Linked DNA regions of Homo sapiens: region 2 is linked to region 1. A link is a loop called in an ENCODE intact Hi-C map of the cell type or tissue named here. Cell type or tissue: HCT116. All regions are shown on one strand. Each heading gives the region's core, and the rest is flanking DNA. Links, peaks and the distances in the headings are about the cores only.

What was found. A loop is a pair of places that touch in the nucleus more often than their neighbours do. Peaks named below come from ENCODE experiments on the same cell type or tissue, not always from the same donor. Only the 100,000 strongest peaks of a DNase experiment are listed, where the experiment ranks them.
Region 2: it touches region 1 in a loop (2.3-fold over the local background); 4 of 110 quality-filtered maps call a loop at or near these places.

The regions. Positions count from the first base shown.
Region 1 is chr18:26,017,070-26,019,990 of GRCh38, reverse strand. It overlaps SS18 (SS18 subunit of BAF chromatin remodeling complex), which reads left to right. Exons shown (of 11, transcript NM_001007559.3): 11 at 1,611-2,921. The coding sequence ends at 1,637. Among named protein-coding and RNA genes, the nearest start is that of SS18, 72 kb to the left of the region's middle. In HCT116, for the core only: a CTCF peak has its summit at 1,845; a DNase peak (open chromatin) is centred at 714; H3K4me3 peaks cover 167 bases; H3K27ac peaks cover 677 bases.
Region 2 is chr18:25,920,628-25,923,548 of GRCh38, reverse strand. No RefSeq gene overlaps it. Among named protein-coding and RNA genes, the nearest start is that of SS18, 170 kb to the left of the region's middle. RefSeq lists an enhancer at 1,612-1,711. In HCT116, for the core only: a CTCF peak has its summit at 1,795 (motif pointing left); a DNase peak (open chromatin) is centred at 1,758.

The DNA.
Region 1 (2,921 bases), core at 317-2,816:
CAACATTTTGCCAATGTTGTTTTATCTACCCCTCTACACTATTTTTTTCAGAGTATTTTAGAGCAAATCTTAGATGTGATATCATTTTACTCATAAATCCTTCAAGATGATCATTGATTTAAATTTAGCTGAATATAACTATGTAAAACACACTAGTGTAAAATCCCTAATCTCTTTTTTTTTTTTTTTTTTTTTTTTTTTGAGACAGAGTTGCTCTGTTGCTCAAGCTAGAGTGCAGTGCAACCTCCGCCTTCTGGGTTCATGCAATTCTCTTGCCTCAGCCTCCCAAGTAGCTGGGATTACAGATGTGCGCCACCACGCCCAGCTAATTTTTGTATTTTTAGTAAAGACGGGGTTTCACCATGTTAGTCAGGCTGGTCTCGAACTCCTGACCTCAAGTGAATCACCCGCCTTGGCCTCCCAAAGTGCTGGGATTACAGGTGTGAGTCACCATGCCTGGCCCATAAAATCCCTAATTCTGTTTAATTCATTATTCCATCATATATATGGTGACATTCAACACATTATCATGTGTATTTACTTCTGTGGAAATGTAGATTTTTAGGGTACCATTTCTTATGGTAGAGAAGTATTTCAAGTCTAGAATGTTTTTGAGTTATATTGTTGTGACGTGGAGAGAGAGTTGTTTAGCCAAAGGAAACAGTTAACTAATTATATGCTTCCAGTGAGTCATGCTTTTTGAAAATTAGTGCTTTTATGAACATCTGTTTTAAACACATTTAAGAAATTTGTAATAAAATACATATTTCATAGTATGTCTTTCTTTTTTTCTACCTTCTGTTTTAGAGGAAAAGATGTTGCTTATCTTCTCCAAAAGTTAACCTGAACAGATGTATACTGGACATTGTTTACCCCCACTCACAGAATTGTGCTGCTTCATCATGTCCCTTCGTGCTGCTTCATCATGTCCCTTTTGTCTATATTCCCTTTCTGTCTCATCCTGTCATCCTGAGGGTCTTCAAGTCTACCTTATTAAGAAAACAAAACAGACAACACAAAACAGCTTTCCTTGATTTTATGTCCCTGTGGCCTGTCTAAATACCTCTGCTGAACTTTGTTGACCTCAGGGAAAGGCTCAATTATTTTGGTATGGATAGAAGGTTCTTTACCTTTTATGTCCCACATACCTTTCCATTTTCACTTGCCACTTATTGCAAATACCCTTGATGTTCATTTGTAATAATTATAACAAGCTAAACACTCACAAAGTTGTCACACTAGCATATGATTTACACCCTAATATATATATTACATCAGAGTTTAGAACTAGAACTTCTCACTCAATGCCTGCTCAATTCATTCAACAAAATTCACTAAACATTTAAGTTCCCACTCTGACAAGTATTATTCTAGGCTCATTTGCTAATCCCTAGCATATTTTGGACTATGAAATTCATTTGCAATTGAATATAATATCAGAAGAAATTACAGGGTGATACTGTATACCTAACGATATAAAAAAATTTTGTTTATTGTAGGTACGGCTGCTTTTTTGTGGTATGACAGTGTTAGAAATGATTCGTTTGTAATCTTCTTTGCCTGTTATGGTCAAACTATTATCTAATTATATTTTTAAATTTATCTTTTAGGGACAGTATGGAAATTACCAGCAGTGAAAAAGTACTTACATTCCAGTAGCCAGTATCTATTAGCAGCCATATTGTCACCTCAGCACTGTGGACACCTCCCTGTGAAGAGATCCTTCCATTCCATCTAGTTTTTGGAAAAACCTTGTGGATAAGTGGCTGTTTCATCAGTAAGCAGCCTTTGTGGTTTAGTTATAAAAGGCTTTAGTAGCTCAAAAATACTCTTGATTTCACATTTCTACTCTAGATGGCAACATTGGACAGAAAATGCAATGACATAACCAATTTGTAATGATTTTGGAACTGTGTTTCAAATGGACTGTTACAGACTGAAAGGTGTGAACAGCTTTGTATGTTTATGAAGGGTAAGGGAATTTAATACTTTTCCACAGATTTTTTTGTAAGGGGAAGAGGGAAATGTACACTTTTTACAGCAGCAATATTTTGTATATTATGTTTATTTCATGTGGTGAATATGCAAGGCGGTACACTACGCACTGGACAGCATCAGAAATCCTCTGTTAATGTGGACTGGAACATGGTAGATGCTTGATTGTTTTGGTCTCAAAATGGTGTGCTATAAAGATAAAGGTGAGGGGAAGACAAAGCACACCATATGTCCACTGTTCTGTTCTCATAGAGGAAATTCAAATCCCTTTTATCTATTAGATAATCAAGGGCACTGTGATACAGTTTTGAGTAAAAAGACATTTTTTAAAAGCCTTCCAGTTTTGTGGATTAAACCTTTTTATAAAGATCATTTATAATACTGTTTTAAAATGTGAGGCAATAAGAATTACTTTGTGTTGGATCTGAGGAGGCTTTGGTAAAACAGTTTCATCTAAATGAAAGTGGTAATCCTCTTCTAAAATAGCAATAACTGAAAATGAAAGTGTTAATTTTACCTTGTTTGAGTTATCAGGGAACTTAGTAAGTAATATCAAAGCATTTTATAAATGATATCAAAGAAGAGTCAACATTGATCCAGTCATTTTATTTTGTAATATTGAGGGATAATTGGTTATTAAACTGAATAGTTCAGGAGACTTTACAAACCTTTGTTTCAACTTTCTTATCTGGAAATAATATCATTTATAAAGGGACACTTTTATGTTTTTCCCTTTTTTATGTTGGTTGATATAACACAAAGAGATATTTAGGAAAATGCTTATTGATGAGGTTTATTCTATCTGTTTTTAAAGCACCGAGGTTGCATTCTAGATAACCTTGTTTATTAGCATGGCATATTTTAATCATTATTTGAGACTGTCCTGTGCCTGATTATTTTAGCTAAATTCAGGGAGATTGCGTGGG
Region 2 (2,921 bases), core at 278-2,777, 96 kb after region 1:
AAAAATATTAACCGAAGTTTTTTCTCTCTCTCCTACCATTAGTATCTTCTTTCCCTCTTCTGCCCCACTCCATTAAAGTAATTTCTCTAGGTCATTGCCTCAAGGAAGTGATGTGAAAAGGTGTCCAAGAGAAAGAGGAAGTCGCTTTGGTTTGCAAAATCTAAGCCTCAGATAGAACTGAGATTTGGGATAGAGGTTAAGAATTTGGTGGAATAGGATTTGAGGAGAGGTTTCTCTTGGAGTAAGAGACAACTCCCTTGGGCCAGGGAGTGGAGGGGATGGCTAGGGGAAGGGAGGAGAGCAGAGCTGTTGGTGGGTGCTGGAGGGGGGCTCTGTGCCCCCACTTCGGGGGCAGTACCAGGAGAGGTGGCTAGAGTGCTAGCCTGAACAGACCACGAACAAGATGGCACCCAAACAGCAAGGGGTTCCTGTGCCCCCACAAGTGCTGTGGCATCTGTGGAGACACAAGTGGGCCCAGGGTGGGGGGATGGGAGGTAGGAAGGAATGAAGAATGAACACTTCATGGCCTCCTATAGTGACCAAACATTTTAGCACTTTGTGAGGCCCCCCTCAGAACTTACACATAATCCTGGGGATTCCAACCTGGGGATTCCAAATTTACGAGGACTGCACTCCTACCACCCTACAATAATGTGGTTTTAATACAGGCATTAAGTGAATTAGTGTAAAAACAGCTAATGAATGAAAATAAAGAGGTACAAACCACGATTTGTACTTGTCCAGGGTGGAGCTGGATCCAGGATTTCTTTTTCCTGCTTTTTTTTTTTTTTTTGAGACTGAGTCTTGTTCTGTCATTCATGCTGGAGTGCAGTGGCACGATCTAGGCTCACTGCAACCTCTGCCTCCTGGGTTCAAGCAATTCTCCTGCTGAGACTATAGGGGCGTGCCGCCATGCCCAGTTAATTTTTTTGTATTTTTAGGAGAGACAGGGTTTAGCCATGTTGGCCAGGCTGGTCTCAAACTCCTGGCCTCAAGTGATCCGCCTGCCTTGGCCTCTCAAAATGCTGGGATTACAGGTGTAAGCCACCGTGCCGGCCTCCCAGAGGAATCCTTATGGTTTGCTGCCTGTAGGAAGAGACAGGTCAGTTAGCCCTTTCTGAAACTACAGTTTCTCCAACGTTTGTAACTTGAAATAATCAGTATACCAATTCAACACATTTTGGGATGGGACGTCCTTCACTCCTTCACTCTCCTCAGACATTTCGGATGTGCAGGTGGAATCTCGCTTGCCCCAGCTGGCCTGACACTCAAACAGGCACACACCTTGCTGCAGTGGCCTAGGGCACTTGCTGAGGGTGGGGGACTGTGCCTTGGAGTCGGAGAGACAGACACTGAAGCAGGAGTGTGCGGAACACTGCCCAGGCTCAGAAGGACAATGTTTTGAAGAGCGTTGCAAGAGTTTAGGGAAACACAAATTTCCTTCCTTTTGCTTTTCTTGTAGGAAGAAAAAAGTGAACTTTTCATGGCATATTCTAGAGCACCGCCACTGGCACTGACCAAACTAAGGTAGAATCGGGGTGGTCTTGGGAAAGGAGAGACAGATCATAGCATGTGGTCTCTTGATTCCTGAGAATGGAAGATCAGGTGACAATTCTCCACCTCCTGCATAAGGTGCTCACCCAGCCTCAACTGAGGAGGAAGAGAGCAGACTGGAGATCTGAACAAGGGAACTCGCTGCCTTCATGGCTACCATCTTGAAGCCAGGCACTGACGGGGTGTCCATTTTACCTTCGCACAAAATTCACTTTAGTCTGGTGCCAGACTCCCTCTGGTGGATGGGGCAGTAAATGCAGAAAGGAGAAGCTGACGGGCTCCTAGATAAGCCATCCCCAGATAACTGAGGCAAGAAACTGGCTCTGCAAAAGGGCTTCCCTACTTGAGCCTGGGGAAGCTAGCACCCACCGTACCATGGAGTATTTTGCTAGAGAGTTACTGTTCCAAAAAACTGAATTTGGGGCAGAGACCCAGTTTGCTGGGGACATGTAGAGGAAGAGTAAGTTTCTTTTGCAGGAATGCTCAGATCTACCAGAATAACAAATGTGGTAGAAGATAATTTTGCATTGATGTTTGTTTCTCTCTCCATAATTCTCACTCTGGCAGCCCTCGCCATCTGCCGTAGACTCTGGTCTCTGGTTTTTGTGTTTCCAAGGCAGAAATCTGGGCTATAGCTATCACGAGTAAAGTCTTTATGATAGAAGCATACCCCTGAAGGACAAAGATGAAGAGGGGGAGAATTTCTTTCAAAGGTCAGTAAAGGATCCTCATGGGCTGGTTTTGGAGAAGGAGAGTAAAAAAAAAAAGAAAGTCCAATTTATTTGGGGAGGGGCCGTCCTGAGAGATTTGAAAGAGAAGAATGAAGGATGCCCTTATTTTTAACATGTTTCCTGGGATATGTCAAAGGGAAGCCAGACGCTGATGTGAAGTCCACTGAGGCTTACCTTGGCACAACATTCAGTTTTGTCTGTGGTCAGACCTCCGCTGGCAGCTTGAGCATCTTTGGGTTCAAGTTTTCAGGATTTGCATTGGGCCCAGACTGGCAATGACCGTGTCTCTGTGCACTCTTCCTGGTCTTGCGGTGTTTCAGAATTTCCTTACCGTTTTGTTCCCCTTTGTTTTCTACCACTTAGTTGCAAGGTTCTGAGCAGGACCAAAAGGATGCTGCAAAGTGCCTGGGCTCCCCTAACTCTTTCCACTTGCTTACCATTATTTGACATCCAAAGAGCAATTATTAAGGGCCTCCTCGTACACCAGGCATGTGTTTGGTGCTAGAAATCAGATGGGAGTGCCCTCACTGTTGCTGATGGAGAAGACAGTCAGGAAAACTGAAAAATCACAGTACAGTCTGACAGGTGCTGCCAGTGATGTGTACACTGGGGGCAAAAGGGGCATATGAGTGAGCT